Linked DNA regions of Mus musculus: region 2 is linked to region 1. The links are chromatin loops, found by intact Hi-C in ENCODE. Cell type or tissue: heart. All regions are shown on one strand.

Region 1 (8,000 bases):
TGCAGCCAACATAGTACAGATTCCTAAGTAAAATACTTCCAGTGAGGGTAACTATCCATCAAACCTGCAGCTTGGGAAGCAGTCTAGAAAGTGTAAATGTTGAGTAACTCTCACAAAGGGTGAATAACTTGAGACATAATTATATGAAAATGTAGCCCGTTATTAATTTCACATGCAGATAGATCTACAGCCTTGCCACGCAGAGCGTGTTCATTCTTTAGTAGAAGAGCATGCTTTCTCCACTTTTGCTTCTGTCTTTCCCATTCAGTTAGGCGATTTTCCACATGGTAAGTATGGAGCTTCAGACAGCAACATCTCTTAGATGTGTGCAGGGCATATGCACACACAGAGAGTAGGTGAGGTAGGAAATCCAGGGTCACTTTCTTGGGAGGTACACAATCTCCCCATGTAGTTTAGGCTGGGCTTGAATTTACTTTGTAGTCCCAGCAAGCCTTGAACTCAAGATATTCCTTTTTTCTACTTCTCAGTCCAAGCCTACTTTTGTTTAAGAAATGATCCTTAGTTCCTTTCTGGAGAGATCTAATCATTCAGATAGGTAATAATTAATTAGTACTCACAATGTCAATGATTGCCAATGATGCTCCACCTGTTTTAGAAAGAGTTAGTTTCTGTTTCAGAAAACAGAGAATTCTTTTATTTCAGTTTCACCCTGCTAACATGCTTTATGCTCTTCACCTAAAAACTATCTCTATTTACTGGTGTATTTTGCTAACTAAGTTTATGTTAACTTACATGAATCAGGAAAACCATACACATAAAAGGAGAAATATGTGATGCTTCAATATATGAAAATTTTGTATAATGTTTAAATAGAAGTAAATATATCCATTTTTTAAATATACATTGTTTCAGGTTTTTTTTTTTTATTGTGACCCCAGTCTTTAACAGCTGAGCCATATCTCTTGTCCATAATTCTTTCTTCTAACTGACTTGAAGCATATAGTTCATTTTTGTTTTATATAATTACCACACTGTGCAATAAAATGCAAGCCAGAACTTCTTACTTCCGATTGACTGCAACTTACCTTTCTCTTGTCCTCTACTGTCTACTCTCCAGGCCTCTCGTTCTGCTCTTGGCTTCTACAAACTCAGTTTCCTTAGATTAAGTGTGTGAGGTCATGTGGTAATGTCTTTCTGTGCCTGGCTTATTTCATAAAGATATGCCCTCTAGGCCTATCTGCATTGCCATGAGTCACAGGATTTTATTCTTTTCTGTACAACAGAAACATTGTGTATAAGTGTATCATTTTTTCTTTACACATCCATTTGCTTTTCAATCTAATTAATTAGTTTTTAATTGGTTTTAAGCATGTAGAACATAGTGCGCTTTACTTTGTTCTATTCCCCCACTATTCTTTCCCACTGATTCCTTCTCTTGGATATACATCTTTTTAATAATGAAATTGGCAGGTCAAAGAAAACACCTGTTTATTAGTGCACACTATACAATAGACAAGGAGTGAGGGGGGAAGCCCAAGGATCCACCAGGAGATGCGCAATCAGAAGGAGGGAGCAGTGTTATGTTCGGGAGAGTGTCATGGCATACCTGTCAAATGAAGGCAGAGGAATGAGTCTGGAGAACAGAGGGAAAGACGCTGTTGGCGAAAGCCTAGCTGATTACCTCATGGTTCCAAATCCTCCAAGGAAAAACAAAGTCAGTAAATACTAAATATCCCAACCTACACTTTCATTGTATATTTTTGACAACTTCCTCTAATAAGAATTGGTAGCTGAGGGGTTGGTGAGATGGCTCAGCAGGTAAAAACACTTGGCTGCCAGACCTGGCGACCAGAGTTCAATCCCTGGAACTTGCATGGTGGAAGAAGAGTGCCAGCACACACAAACTGTCCTCTGACCTCCACACACATGCTGTGACCCACACACTTACCCATCCCCCATAAATAAATACAATTTATTTTAAAAGAATATTAAGCTGGGCATGGTGGTCCACATCCATAATTCTAGCACCTGGGATGTGGAAGCAGAGAAGCAGAAGAATTTACAGATCTGTATCTCAGAAAAAATTAAGACATTACATCATTTTTCCATTGTGAACACAAATTATAAGTTTTATGATTGTGTTTTCAAATTCTTTATTGAATTCTGTTAAACAAACATTAATTTTGTGTTCTGGATTCCAAATACTAAATAAGTTTGGGAGGCAGATATGTGAAGGTATAACTACTGTACTATGCACTGTGTCTTTGTGCCTGGACTTTTTATGGTAGTCCACCAGCAGATGTAAACTCTGTGTTTAATATCTTAGAGAATGTCATCCTGGCCCTCTCTGATGCTCCATTCACAGCCACTGAGACCTGCAGAGCAATTGTTTTGAACCTGCTTCTTCAGATCCTTTCCTACTGCACAGCCTCTAGCTGAGAGGCTCTGGAAAGACCCTTCTATTTGTAGACTCTTCTTTGTCTCTGTCTCTGTTCCTTTCTCCAGAAGACCCAAATTCGTCTCCCATTGGTTGCCAAAATAAATTACTTCAAACTTTGTAGACTTTATGAAAACAAATGTATTCTCTTACAGTTGGTGAGGTGGGAAAAGAATCCTGTCCAGGTCTCACAGGGCAAAAGTCAAGGCACGGGCAGGCAGAGCAGGGTTCCTTTCTGTGGTCTCTGGGGAGACATGTTTGCTATTTCCTTGCTTTTGCCAGCTTTCATTGACTGTTCTCGTTGGTCCACGGTCATCTTCACTCTCTTAAAGGCAGCAAAGTCAACTCAAGTCCTCCCAAGGTTGCATTACTCTGACCTCATCTCTTCTGTCTCTTCTCTGTTTATAAGCATCCCTGTGATTTCACCTCTTGACTTTAAAATTTGAGAATTAATAACTTTTCTTTTTTCTATTTAATCTCCCTTTGTTATATAATGAAGTATATTCATAGCTTCTGGAGACGAGGATGTGGATATCTTTGGGAAGATCTTTCCTTGGCCCATCAAAGTCACAGCATCTTTTGCAGTGTGTGTCCTAACTGTAGGACAATCTTCTGTGTTTTTCTTCATGTTTCTGACACAGTCTTAAAGTGATGCCTTTTTTTTCCTGTTGCGTGTACAAGTGTATGTGTGCATGCATCTCTGCATCCCTGTGTGTGTGCATGTGTGCACACTTGTGTATTCCAAGTACTGTACTTAGGTGCTTGTTTTCTGTAGGCAAGCACTCTAATGGCTGACCTTTTCCTCCATCCTTCTTAAGAAGTTTCTGTCACTGTTGTCACTCTCCCTCTGTGTTGATTGAGAGCTCCACTTGAGAGCACTAAGGTGTTTTTGTAGATAGCAGACCATAGTTACACTAGGAGGAGTCACATGACCTCAGGGAGATGATGCCATGTGTGTGATTATGTCAGTCACTAATATTGCAGACATTAAGTTCTTTTATCTCTACTTCCTCTGGGCTATAGATTCTTTTTTCTCCAGCAATTTTGCTCTCTGGAATTTCCTATCTCCTTGTCACATCCAGTGCTAGATAGGTAAGCATGGATTAAAGTCAGCATTTTTTTCACATAAAAATGGACTGGGGAGGAGAGCAAAATCAATATTCTCATGGTGAAGTGTTCTCAGGACAAGCGTGTCACATCTTCCCTGTCCTGGGTGCTAAACTCTACCCATCAAACGCTTTCTGCACACGTTCTCCACTAACCATGAGCTGGGATGAACATTTGGACAGTACCATGCCTTTTGGTGGTCCCCAAAGAAAAACGCTGGCTTTTTTTCTAGCCCATTTTGTATCCATTTTATGATGTGAAAACGATTTTACCCAACTTTACATTGTGTTTTGAATTTTTTTCCTTGAACAGCTTTTTTGGATTTGGTCCCATGACTCAAGAATCCCATGGGCACATTATTTTCAGTCACAGTTTTTCATTTTCAAAGTTATGTCGCCTTGAGACATTTGCTTATTCTCTGGGGATGAGGTTTCCAGAAAAATGGGAAGTTTTGTTTGTTTCAGCTTTGTTTTTATATTTTAAAGTCCCTAGCCGGCTTATGGTAATACCACATCGGATCCCATAATGCTTTATTCTGTATGTGAGTTTAAACTCCCGGAGGCTCTCCCAAGTGGTTCTAAGAAAATACATGAGAAACAATCCTTCCTCACCAAGGCACAGCAGGATCGCCTCAAAATAACATTGAATCTCTCACACAACACCTCATGCAACTGGGAGAATCAACCCACCAGAACTTTCTGACCTAGACTTTTGTTTGTTTCCACCTTCTGAACCTTGTTCAGATCTCCTCATGAAGTAAACCCTCCGTGCTGACAGGACACCACACGTGCTAACTCACAGCTTGGGCCCCTGACAGAAGTCTGCTGGGAAAAGCTGCTAAGCATCGTTGGTCTTATCAACAGACTTCAGTGATGAGTGTGGCATTTCAGTGACACTAGGCCAGGAACCAGGCTGTTCAGACATACCAGTCAACACCTCCCTTTGCATTCCTCTGGCTAATCAGTACATATATGGTCTTGGGAATAAGAAATAAGTGAAGCTGCCTGCTGCCCACAGAAGGACACTACCTGTGTTTAGCGAGTGTTGAATTGCTTGTGTGCTGATCGGTTTCATTGTGCTGTGTTGCTTCGCATCCAGTAGTTATGAACAACAGTAGACAAATGTGAGGACGAAGGTTGCCTCTCTTGGGGTCTGGTTTCAGAGGAACCCAGCTGGTGACTGTAGCCTGCGCTAAAGGATTTAACCAGCCTTTATGGGTATCTGCCAATTTTTGTTTTACACACAGTGATATTAGATCATCAACCTAGAGGTTGAAATTTGACTTGGTTTGATCCAGTTCCAAGTTCTTAAACATGTGGGACTGAGAAGGTTGCAGGGCTGTGTGTGGGTCCCTTCTGACCAAAATGAGTTGGTGCTGCTGTGGGTTCCAGGAACCCAGTTTCTCCTTGTGGCTGTCAGGAGACCACCTGGGCCATCCATGTCAGAGAAACTGCTCATGGTTTAAGAAGGCATTGTGAAAGACCACATTATTTAAAATATTTAACAGCATGATAAAATACTCATTGTTATCAAATATAGTAGTAACAGGATATGGAAATTACCCTGAAAACCAGGAGACTGTCTGTCTGTCTGTCTGTCTGTCTGTCTTGGTTAGGTTTTCTATTGCTGTGATGAAACACCATGACCAAAAGGCAAGCTGAGGAGAAGAGGGTTTATCTGGCTCACACGTCCACATCACTGTTCATCACTGAAGGACATCAGGACAGGAACTCACACAGGGCAGGAATCTGGAGGCAGGAGCTGATGCAGAGATCCTGGAGGGTGCTGCTTACTGGCTTGCTCCCCATGGCTTGCTCAGGCTGCGTTTTCACAGAACCTAGGACCACCAGCCCAGGAGTGGCCCCACCCACAATGGGCTCGGCCCTCCCCCATCAATCACTAATTAAGAAAATGCTCCAAAGCCAGATCTTATTGGCTGCATTTTCTCAACTGAGGTTCACTCCTTTCAGAAAACTTTAGCTTATTCAAGTTGAAACAAAAATATTCACCACATTATCTGCGGGCTGTCCTGGAGAGGAAGTAAAAGTCATTAAAATAGATCATCGTGAACTTGGTGTTTAATTCTATGTTACATTTAAACCTTCCTTTTTTAGCCCTCTGCCCTGTCTCAGGATAGTCTACAGTCTTGCTGTGCTTTTGCTATTCACCAGAGCCATTTCTTATAAAAAGAATTAAAATGTTTAAAGCAGATATTCCAAGATATTCTGAATTTTCCAGTTCAAACCTCAATTGAACTGGATTTAGTCTGAACTGGACAGGTTGTGGCTGACTAAACATATTTTTTTTTGTGGTTATCAGTTTTCATTTATTGTATCCTATGGCCATCGTAAACATAAGAGAGAATAATTATTTTTTAGTATGAAATATACCCAAAAGAAGTTTTAAATTTTGTAGTTTTAAAGCATCATATGGAATCCTGTTCATATGCATATTTCTTAATCTTTTATGTAAAATAGATTGATTCATTTAATTATTTTTTTTCAGTAGAGAAATGAAAACCTATCATGGAGTGAGCAATTTACACATATGTGAAGAGTCAAATTTAGGCGGTATGTATGCAGTGTGCAGAGGTAATTTTAATGTATAGGTCTTGATCACACTTACATATGATTTGAAGCAGATGATTATGGAATGTGTAAGTTTCATATACATCTCCTGACGTAACAGGTTGCTTTCCCATGCTACATGACTGAGTGCGGCTTTCACTGACCTCACTACAGCCAGCACCACCTGTGCATGGGCTTGGTGCCCTCTCTGCTATTGTCTCGAGGTCACAGCAGGTAAATGCTGAACTCAGTTGTCTGCAGTGTGGGCTCAGGCATGTCGTGTTAGTCCGTGCTCCACAATTGCCATAAAAAACATCTTCCACTGCTTTCCAGGAAACACAAAAAATTCAGAAGGGAAGCTTTTTGAAATTCACTCCTTATTTTCCTTACGCGGTCCTGGGTGGTGCCAGAGGAAGGGGGGTTGGGTCATCTAATTAAGCAGCAGTAATCTCTTCAGGTCATAGGAACAAAATGGGGGTGAAAAAGACAGAGTCGGAAAGAGATGCCTCACACTTACCTCTATCTTATAACTAATGTGTGTCGTGTGGTTACCCTGTAGACCTCGACTTTTTTATGCGCAAACCCAAAATTAGCCTAGAACTAGTGGTTGTCAGGTGACAGAGGCCCAGAAGAATCATAGGCTCTGGCAGCGACTGCCAAAGACAATGAGCAAGGAGACACAAGGAAGCCCATTTCTCCATTTTTCAGATCACCACCCTGTTATCTGCTCTTGCAATATTGATTGTGGGCATACTTTTTTGAGCTAGTTTATTGGGTCCTATTAATCTACCCCCCTACCAGCCCTTATTCCACCCCAATCCCTACCAATCCCCCAACACTAGGTGGGAAAGAGAGAAGGTTAGAAGAGAAAGAGGGCATAGACCTCTTAAGACTACTTCCTGCTGATTAGGGGTGATAAGTTCCTTGGGGCAAGTCCAATCTCCATCTTCAGCATATCTCCAACCAACAACCCAGAAAACCACCAAGCCAGCATTCCAGCAAGCCAGCAATAGCAAATGCAGCAGCAGAGACCACCAGCAGCAGGGGGCGCAGCAGCCCGGGCAGCGGCAGACTCCATGGGCCTTCTCAGAGCTCCTGTTTGTACCTCTCAGGAGTCCCCAGAATTACAAACATAAACTATCTGCAGCTGGCAAAAAAGCATGCCCCTCCCCTCCCAGATCATGAGACAGTCAAAGTCAGCGCTGTGGACAATCTGAAACAGCTCCATACCCCACACCTGGGATTAAAACAAAAACATTCACATAACATTACTGTGTTTTTAAAGAAACCAAAATTCCCACTACAGTAGGTAGTTTTTTATGGCTTCCAAACAAAACAGACACACTCATCACTGATGCAGGATCTTTTAGTTTGGAGGGACATGGAACCACTTGTTCAAAGGGGCGAGATTCAGCCACACTTTATTTTTAACACACCTGATGATGTTTGAATAGGAATTTTAAAAGCTTGCTTAGTCTACAGGCCTGCTGTCCATTTTATCCACATGCTTTGTTGTGGGGGTGTGGCTTTCGACACTACTGTGTCATTATGTTCCTCAGTGATTTCAGCATGGGATGAAGTCATAGCCACCAGTTGTGAGTAGGAGTCTTGTAAAAAAAAAAAAAAAAAAAGGCAAAAAAAAAGGCAAGCTGGCTGGGGACACAGCTCAGCAGCAGAGCCCTTGCTTAGCATGTGTGAGACCCTGGGTTCAAGCCATGGAAGAGTAAAGTAAAACTATAGATAGGAAATGTTTTTAAAGATTTATGTATTTACTTTACTTTTCCCATTTCCTGTATGTGTGCGGGGGGTGGGGGTGGGGGAGGAGACAGAGAGTGTACACGTGAGTTCAGGTGTCTGAGGAGATTCTCTGAAGCTGCAGATATAGGTACTTGTGAGTCGCCTGGCATACATGCTGGGAATCAAACTCT
Region 2 (8,000 bases), 260 kb before region 1:
TTTTTTTCACCTGGAAGAAAAAAAAGTAGGAAAAATTATTATTATTATTATTTTGCTACAAAATCTAGCTGTCCCCAAAAGATGGTGGTTAATGAATGTTTATTGATTTAATGAAAATATAGGTCAATCAGATCAAAATAGGAAAGACCAAAACTCTATTATAGCAAGAAATCTCCCCAGCCCTGGCTGTATCCACAGCTATATCTGTATAGACCATGATATGGATAAAGATATTTCAGTGTTCCTTAAAAATAGCAGTGTTTTTTCCTCTTTATTCAGGTTAATGATAGCCCAAATCTTCCAGACATGACACAGAAAATTCTGTGGTAAAAGAGGAAACATTGCTTCAGACTGAGGCACAAAATACAAGAATCTAATTCTCTGACTAAAAACTTGAGCATGCCCGAGTGAGTGAGGGGTTGCACATGGCAGGAACGGGCAGCAACGCTGTCTAATGCGTTAAAGTGTTCATTTAAAGCCAAATGTCTGCTTTTCTCTGCTTTGTGCACTCACACTGGTTCCATCTCCAGCACCACAGAGAGAAAGAAAAGATCACTGATGGAGACAAGAGGTTTAGTTTGAAATGCTTGAAACCCTGCAAAACCCACATATTTTTAAGTCTCCACACTTCTACCCATCAGAAACCACCATGATACTTGTCAATGGTGTTCTGTGAGTGACAGGTTATCCCAGGCCGCCACACCGTTTGGTTTGCCATGGGCTATCTGGTTTCTTAGTATCGTGCAAGCATCCTATCTAGCTAGGACAGGACAGGCACTGTGCCGAACACATCACATGCTGCTGCTGTCTAGTATAATGATAACAATCAAGTCATCCACAGGTTCTCCAGGAAGACAGGGAAGCTGAGAGGAAGGTCAAAGGTGGTGACGAGCCTACAACCCTGAGGCAGCCTGATCTGACTCCACACCCGAGCTTTAACCACCAGGTCATCCTGTCTCTCTTATTTCCATGCTTTATTTGCATCAACAACATACTTAAGATGTCTCCAGAATTTGGATGACGCAGCAGAACATTGGAAGGAGTGTTCAGGTATTATCAAAGAGTTCTTATGTTATATCGCCTTCAAAGGGCGGGTGGTCCCTGGTGCTCAGTAAATCTAGATTTCTCCTCTTATACTTTAAGACACTTAGAAAACAAAAGGAAGGCTGGTGCTGAGAAAATAGCAACCAAAAGTCAATTGCTCCTCCCCTTTGGGTATTTTGTACTTTTCTTTCATTAATCTGTAAATGAGGACAGTAACTTCATTTATGGGCAGTGGTCTGTGTATCTATGGCGTATACACCTAATCCTAAATTTTAAGACTCAATCTTTTTGAGTCTGCTCAAGGGTGACCACATTTAGGGATTTTTGACAGTTGTCATGGGACATTATTAAGTTTAGGCTTAATATAAGTGTACCAAATAAGAGATGCTGACATGCTATAAGAAGTATAGGGGAACACCTGCTGTCAGTCCCACATGCTTTTGCCTTGCCAAACAGCAATATACATCGCATCTCACAGGCACCAACTGGTTCTTGACTTGGGCATCACAATTTATACAGACAGAACAACATCTGTAACACATCAGGAGTCTTGAATGAGTGAAGTGACTGTGTTTTCACAGCCAAAAGGCTGCTGGATGTCATCCTGTCTCACGGCTGGGCTATAGGTGTTCACCCGCTGCTGTGATTTCAAAGTGATGGGCCTGCCATTTACTTCTGTCACTTCTGCTCACCCTTAATTGTAAGTGGTTACAGATTTTCTCTCCCGTCTCTAATAGTCCGGAATAACTGGCTGAATTATTAGTAGGTCTACAAATATCATCTTTCCATTTCCCACATGTAGACCAGAATGCCAAGTACAAAGCTTTTTACGATCTGCCTCCCTCTCAGGATAGTGAGGGGAGGCACAAGTCTTTCAATTCCTTGATTGCTTTATGATTTATGGTTCCTGGTTTCCCAATGGGAATGGAATATTTAGTAATAGTTATCTTAAAAATGAGAGACAGAGGTCTTTCCCATAAACAAAATGGCTTCATGGTCTATTAGAATCATCCAGGAGGGGAGTTCATGAGCCATTTGGGTGTCACAGGCACTGCACAGCTCACGTAGAGCTCAGTGGTCCTCATTGCCACAGGTACTGAGAAAGCTACAGTCATGGCTTCCTATCAGGGTGTGAGCCAGCTGCCAGTAAAACCTCTTTCCTTCCTTCCTTCCTCCCTCCCTCCCTCCCTCCCTCCCTCCCTCCCTCCCTCCCTCCCTCCCTCCCTCCCTCCCTCCCTCCCTCCTTCCTTCCTCCCTCCTTCCCTCCCTCCCTCCCTTTCTTCCTTCCTTCCTTTCCTTCCTTCCTTGCTTCCCTCCAGCAAAGACACTACCAAGAACTCATTTCTCTTGACACCTCTTGTCAGCTCACCACATCTAAGGGACATCTGTCAAAAACATGTGGATGCCATATTGTTACAGAGTGAAAAACACAAAACCAAATAAAAGAAACCTCTTTCGAATCCATGCTTTCCCAAGGACGGATCTGTAGCTCATTTTGGTATATTTCAGTCAAGCTTTGCCGGGCATCTGGCTCTAGAGCCAGAGCTCTAGAGAAGCAACTCACATTCAGACCAGAAGGACATGTCTATGGAGTCAGCATCTTTCCTTTTGTGGGTCTAGAGTTTGGTGGCATACAAAAGCTGACCCCTTAGTGCTTTCCCTAGTTAATACATCAGATTCTCAGAGCAAATGTCCACTTGCCATTAGTAATTTGGAAAATCCAACGGCGCCCAAACCGCACACATACTTAGGGCAGGTAATTTACATGGTATGGTTGCCAAGGTGTTTCATAGCCAATCTTTAAAAACAGATGAGTTGATGGCTGTGTGGGAATCAGAAACAACTACAAGAAGAAAAAAAAAATTAAACCAAGAACTTTTTTTTTTTCAAGTTCTCTGTGGTTTTGTTCTCTGGAGAAGACAAATTATCCACTCTCCTTGGACACATCCTCTGACTTTCATATGCTTTCGCCCCAGGTCTGCTGGGGTGAGGCCACTAAGGGTGGTGTAATCAGAGGTGGCTTATCTACAAACAGTTCCAGGGTTCTGCACATGAAAGACAAGAAGTGCCCTTTAAAGGACAGGACAGCACTGAGCAAATCGCCCAGACCTCCACCAGCAGGCAGATTTCCAACCCCAGCTGCCATCGTGGTGTGAGGAGGGCTCCACAGAGGTTGGTTCTTCACAGTAAGTGTCCTTGGCACTCAGGGTGCAGGATAGGAAGAGACCAACTTCACCAGGAGGCTTTGGAGCAAGCGCCCTGGGCCTTGATGCGCCTGAAAGCTTGTGTGGAGAAAAAGATCCTCCCACTCCCGGCTCCCCTTTCCTAAAAATCCGAGACAAAGCTCAATGGTCTTGTCCGGTGTCCACCCCCACTCCCCCCAGTGTTCGTCTCCCAGGAAAGCGCCCCACACTGGGCGTCCCGGGAGGTAAGTGCCAGGCCGGTCTGTTGCGTTTCCCTGGAGCTGCGAGACACCCCTGCTCCTCCCAGCAGATTGCCCCGGCAGCGACCCTATCCCTAGTTCCAGCCCTGGTTCCAAAAAGAAAGACTTGCACCGACCTTAGAGCTCCTCGGAAGCAGACAGCTCCAGGTCCGCGCACGGGCCAGCCGGAGCCTGAGCTGGAGAACGAGGGTGGCGCGCAGGGTGGCGGGTGACCAGGGCTGCAGCACAGTCTCAGCTCGGGGAAACTTCCCCGGACAGCCAGGCTTCTCTAGGGGGAGATCTTGCTCAGCCTGCAAGCTCCAGCGATGGTCCGGTGGATCAGAGAGAGGCTCCCCACCTCCTAGACACAGTTGCCAGACTAGAAGGGATGGGTGTGCGCGCGAGGCTCCCAAGGAAAAGCAAACTCCGGAGGAACACGCCTCCCGCGATCTTCCTTAGACTCCACAGGCTCCTAGACCTTCCTCTCTACTCTGGGACCTAACTGCAAGAGCGCTATCCCGCCTGCCCTCCAGGGAGCAGCCACCAAGCTGCAAAGCTGCTGCCCCCGCCAGGCCCTGAAGGGCAGGGATCTTTAACTATTTCCTTCCTGAGAAGTTGGTTAGTCTAGGATGGGTAGGATTGAAAGTAGAGAGCAACAGACCAGACTCAAGGTTGTGCCCTGTTTTAGGAAGAAACTCGAGGCACTTGAGCCCGTGAGTACGGGAGAGTTTGATCAGCAGGGGAAGCCAGGGAATTTGGGCTGTGTCTCCTGTCAACTTTGCTTAGCTTGTTAGCACTCCTCACCTTAGAGGAAGTTATGGAACCCAGGTGGACAGCATGTCTTTGGCTCAAATTTGACCTGCAAGACCACTAAGCCTTAGCCCAAGGCAAAAGGGAGCTGGGGAGTCTGTGGAAGGGTCTAGGGTGTGCTCAGAGAAATGATCATGTCTGACAATGAATGGGGAGACCCTTCAGAAGGCAGTGTCTTTATCACAGAGTGTGTCAAGTCACGATAAGATGGGGAGTGGGAGGAGAGATAAGGGCCAAACATCAGGGCTCCTGGGGAAGAAGGCTTGGCTGTACGGATGCCCTAGGACCTCATTGGTTCCCTACCGTATCTATAGTGGAATTGGACCTCAGTTTGTTCTAGGACCTCTAGGAGAAGGGAGAGACAGGACTTATATCTAGCCCCTGGGAAAGAATTTTAGCAACAGCTTCCTCATAGTGTGGTGGCTAGATTCCAAGAACAAATATCCCAAGAGAAAGGACATAGAAACTGCCACCTACTTAAGGCCCAGGTCCAGATAGTGACACAAAGGGGCTTCTGCTTAATTCTGTCAGTCACCAATTCCAGATTAAAGGGTGAGGGCACAGAGACCCTACTTGACAGGGGTCATTTTGTAAAACTGTCACAGCCATCAGCAGAACACCTCGGTGGAAAGGATTTTAATATTCTTCTGGGACTGTTGGAGCAGGCATTACCCTGTCCACTAATCTAGTGTTTATCTAGCGTTTCTCTAGGAAGGATCCACAAAAATTGTCTCAGTCAGCTCTGAAGGGGTACGCTTTTGTGGCGACAGCTTGGCAGGCTGACATTATTTTCCAGGAAGAAAAGTTATTGCCTTCTTCCAGAAGACTGTTCATAACTTGGTATGTGAAATGTTCTGGATCCCAGGCCCTCTCACCCCGTGACTAGGCACGTGGACAGTGCACCATCTGTGTAACTGAACATGTCTGTCAGGCTAGTCTTTGTAACAGCACCCCCAGGACCCCCTACCTTTTGCTGATCCCACTGTGGTATGGATTAAGCATTAAAAATTTCTCTTTCACATCCCTTAGGACAGTCACTATTTAAACACAAATGAAACTAGAAAATAAACTGGATTGTCAGGGGTGCTGAGAGGCAAACTCCTGACTACTGAGGCAACAGCAGTGGGAGCCCAATGGTGCTCCTCAAATAATTATGACTAAAATTACCAAGGGTCTAGCAATTCCAGTCCTGAATATGTGTATAAAATGGGCAACAAGGTTGGTGTTGTAGACAGAGTGAGGCTGAAGAACACAGAAACAGAATGGATGTTGGTCTGTGTTTTTTCTAAGGTTGGGCCCAAGAGACACATCAGCAGGAAGGTGCCTGCTTGTTTAGCATCAAGTTACTTCAGGTTAGTGTTTGTGTTAAATATTCAGAGAGAAAGAATTCCAGCTAACTGGCATATTTGGGAAATGTGCTTATTTGTACGTGAGTGTGTGTGTGTTTGAGTGTGTGTATGTGTGTGTGAGTGTGTGTATGTGTGTGAGTATGTGTGATGGTGAAAGATGACCTTGGGAAGTTGAGTGTGAGGCTTCAGTGCAAACGCCTTCACCCACTGAGTTATCTTCCAAACCCTTGATGTTTAACTGATTCCCCCAAAGGTCAGATGACAGCTTAGTTTCTTCTTAATGACATGGACTTCAGCTTGAGTGAGTCCATTTCGAATGTGTTTCTGTGCTGTTCTGTTGTTGTTTGCTTGTTTCAATTAACGCCGTGATCACATTTACAGAAAGGACCTAGAATAGTCAAAACCACAGAGAAGGTAAGCTGGTGACTCCTGGGGCTTGGAGAAGGGGGCTCACTGTTTCATGCGTTTCACTGTGTTTCACATGTGTTTCACTGTTTCATGCGTTTCACTGTGTTTCACTGTTTCATGCGTTTCACTGTGTTTCACATGTGTTTCACTGTTTCATGTGTTTCACATGTATTTCACTGTTTCATGTGTTTCACATGTGTTTCACTGTTTCATGCGTTTCACTGTGTTTCACATGTGTTTCACTGTTTCATGCGTTTCACTGTGTTTCACATATGTGTTTCACTGTTTCATGCGTTTGAGAGGTTTACTTTGGGTGATACTGAGGCTCTGTGATTCCGTGGTGGGAGCTGCACAACAATGGTGACATACTTAGTGCTCATGTACTGTGCACTGGAAAAGGTTAAAGCCACACATTTATACTATGCCTGGTTTGCCAGGAGGAAACAAATCTTCATGTTGAGATAAAAACCCACATTGCTGTGTGTTCTGTTTATCTATAAAGTAAATTAACTAAGAAAGACTTCATATCCAATAAACGTGCTTATGGAAGCCTTCAGACAGACCTGTAGCTAGGAAGCTTAGCCCTGCCTCATTGGAGGTGAGATCCTGTAGACTCTCTTTGTGGCTGTGAATTTAGCTTCTTTTCTCTGTTTTACTTTGAGGGCAATGACTGCAGTGAACTCCAATCAATCTCTTGGTGACGTTAGCGTCTGTTTCAGCTTTCCCTTCCCTGTAGCAAGACTCTCTCTGCCTCCGCCTCTGTGCTCTCTGTTGAGTTTCTGGTAGTACCTAAGGGGAGTCAGGATATTTCTTTCCAAGTTTTCTAAGCTTGACTTTCAAAAGTTGTTTGTTTTCCCTGAAAGGAACATTTAGGCTTGATGGTTTTCTAGACTTCAGGGAAACTTACTTTCCTTCTGCCTCCACCAGCTTGCTCAGTGAGCATTTCTGTCTTGGCACTTTTAGTGACTTTGTCTGGCAGAGAATAGTATTGATTTGATAAACAACCATAGATTAAGATGTACTCAAGACAGTACTTACGAACCAACCACTCCTGCTTCCTACGGCACATATTCACGTAAGTTTACTTCATAGTTCAGACCTGCGAATCCATCTCACAGTTGCTAAACTTCCAGGATCGTCAAACGTCAAACTCAGCCCACAGTAAAACACCAGTGTCTCAGCATTTTCTGACAATAAAGTATGCATTGTTCTTTTCTTTTCTTTTTTTTTTTTCCCAGAGGAAGGAGAACAGGAAGGTTTCAGGAACCACAAAGATAAAGGAAGGAAAGGAGAGGGAAATGTATAGGCAACAAGAGGCTGACAAAGATTACCACAGTGTTCATCTTGAGCTGTGTGAGGAGCAGGGTTAGACAGCCAGGCAGCACCTTTGGCCTGAGGTGAGATGTTTAGAATTGTCCCTAAGTGCTTTGGTTTCCAAAGCAAATTCGATTGACAAACAACTTGGGAGTTGGCTACAGATTCCTTGTTCAGTTATCTTTCTCATTGTTGTGAAAAGAAGGGCATGGTGGCAGGAAATTGTCAACCTGACTAGATCACCGTGGTGACCTACCTCTGGGCATATCTAGAGGGTGTTTCTAGAAAGCAAATGAAGAAGGAAGTCCCACCCTAAATGTGGGCGGTGCTATTCTATATGTGGTACCATTCTAAGAGCAGGAACTTGAACTTGATCAAGGCTTTAGCTGTTTGTTTCCAGAGAAGAGAGCGAAGAGGCAGCAAGAGAAGCAAAGAACACGAGGAAGCGAACAGCTTGAAGGTCGACTTTAACCAGGACTGCCAGCAAGCCAGCCAGGACAGGGGAGTCCCTTCTCCACCCCACCCTACACTAAAGAGATTTAAAGAAGGGCAGACAGGACAGGATCAGGACATTTGCTTTGTCTTGGTTTAGGTCCAGGTTTAGAAAACCATTTCTACCTGGGCAGTGGTGGCGCATGCCTTTGATCCCAGCA

What was found. Hi-C counts contacts between places; a loop is a spot of excess contacts. Peaks named below come from ENCODE experiments on the same cell type or tissue, not always from the same donor. Only the 100,000 strongest peaks of a DNase experiment are listed, where the experiment ranks them.
Region 2: a loop joins it to region 1, with 3 times the contacts of the local background. A loop is called at or near these places in 2 of 42 quality-filtered maps.

The regions. Positions count from the first base shown.
Region 1 is chr8:77,984,146-77,992,145 of GRCm38, forward strand. No RefSeq gene overlaps it. Among named protein-coding and RNA genes, the nearest start is that of Gm29895, 57 kb to the right of the region's middle. RefSeq lists an enhancer at 3,170-4,990. In heart, no CTCF peak of the experiment used is centred here; a DNase peak (open chromatin) is centred at 4,326; H3K27ac peaks cover 4,165 bases.
Region 2 is chr8:77,720,493-77,728,492 of GRCm38, forward strand. Ednra (endothelin receptor type A) reads right to left here and starts at 3,960. Exons shown (of 8, transcript NM_010332.2): 1 at 3,604-3,960; 2 at 1-10. It overlaps LOC108167319 (a long non-coding RNA gene), which reads left to right and starts at 3,093. Exons shown (of 4, transcript XR_003947564.1): 1 at 3,093-3,230; 2 at 6,007-6,039. In heart, a CTCF peak has its summit at 4,026; DNase peaks (open chromatin) are centred at 3,169 and 3,839; H3K4me3 peaks cover 4,529 bases; H3K27ac peaks cover 5,239 bases.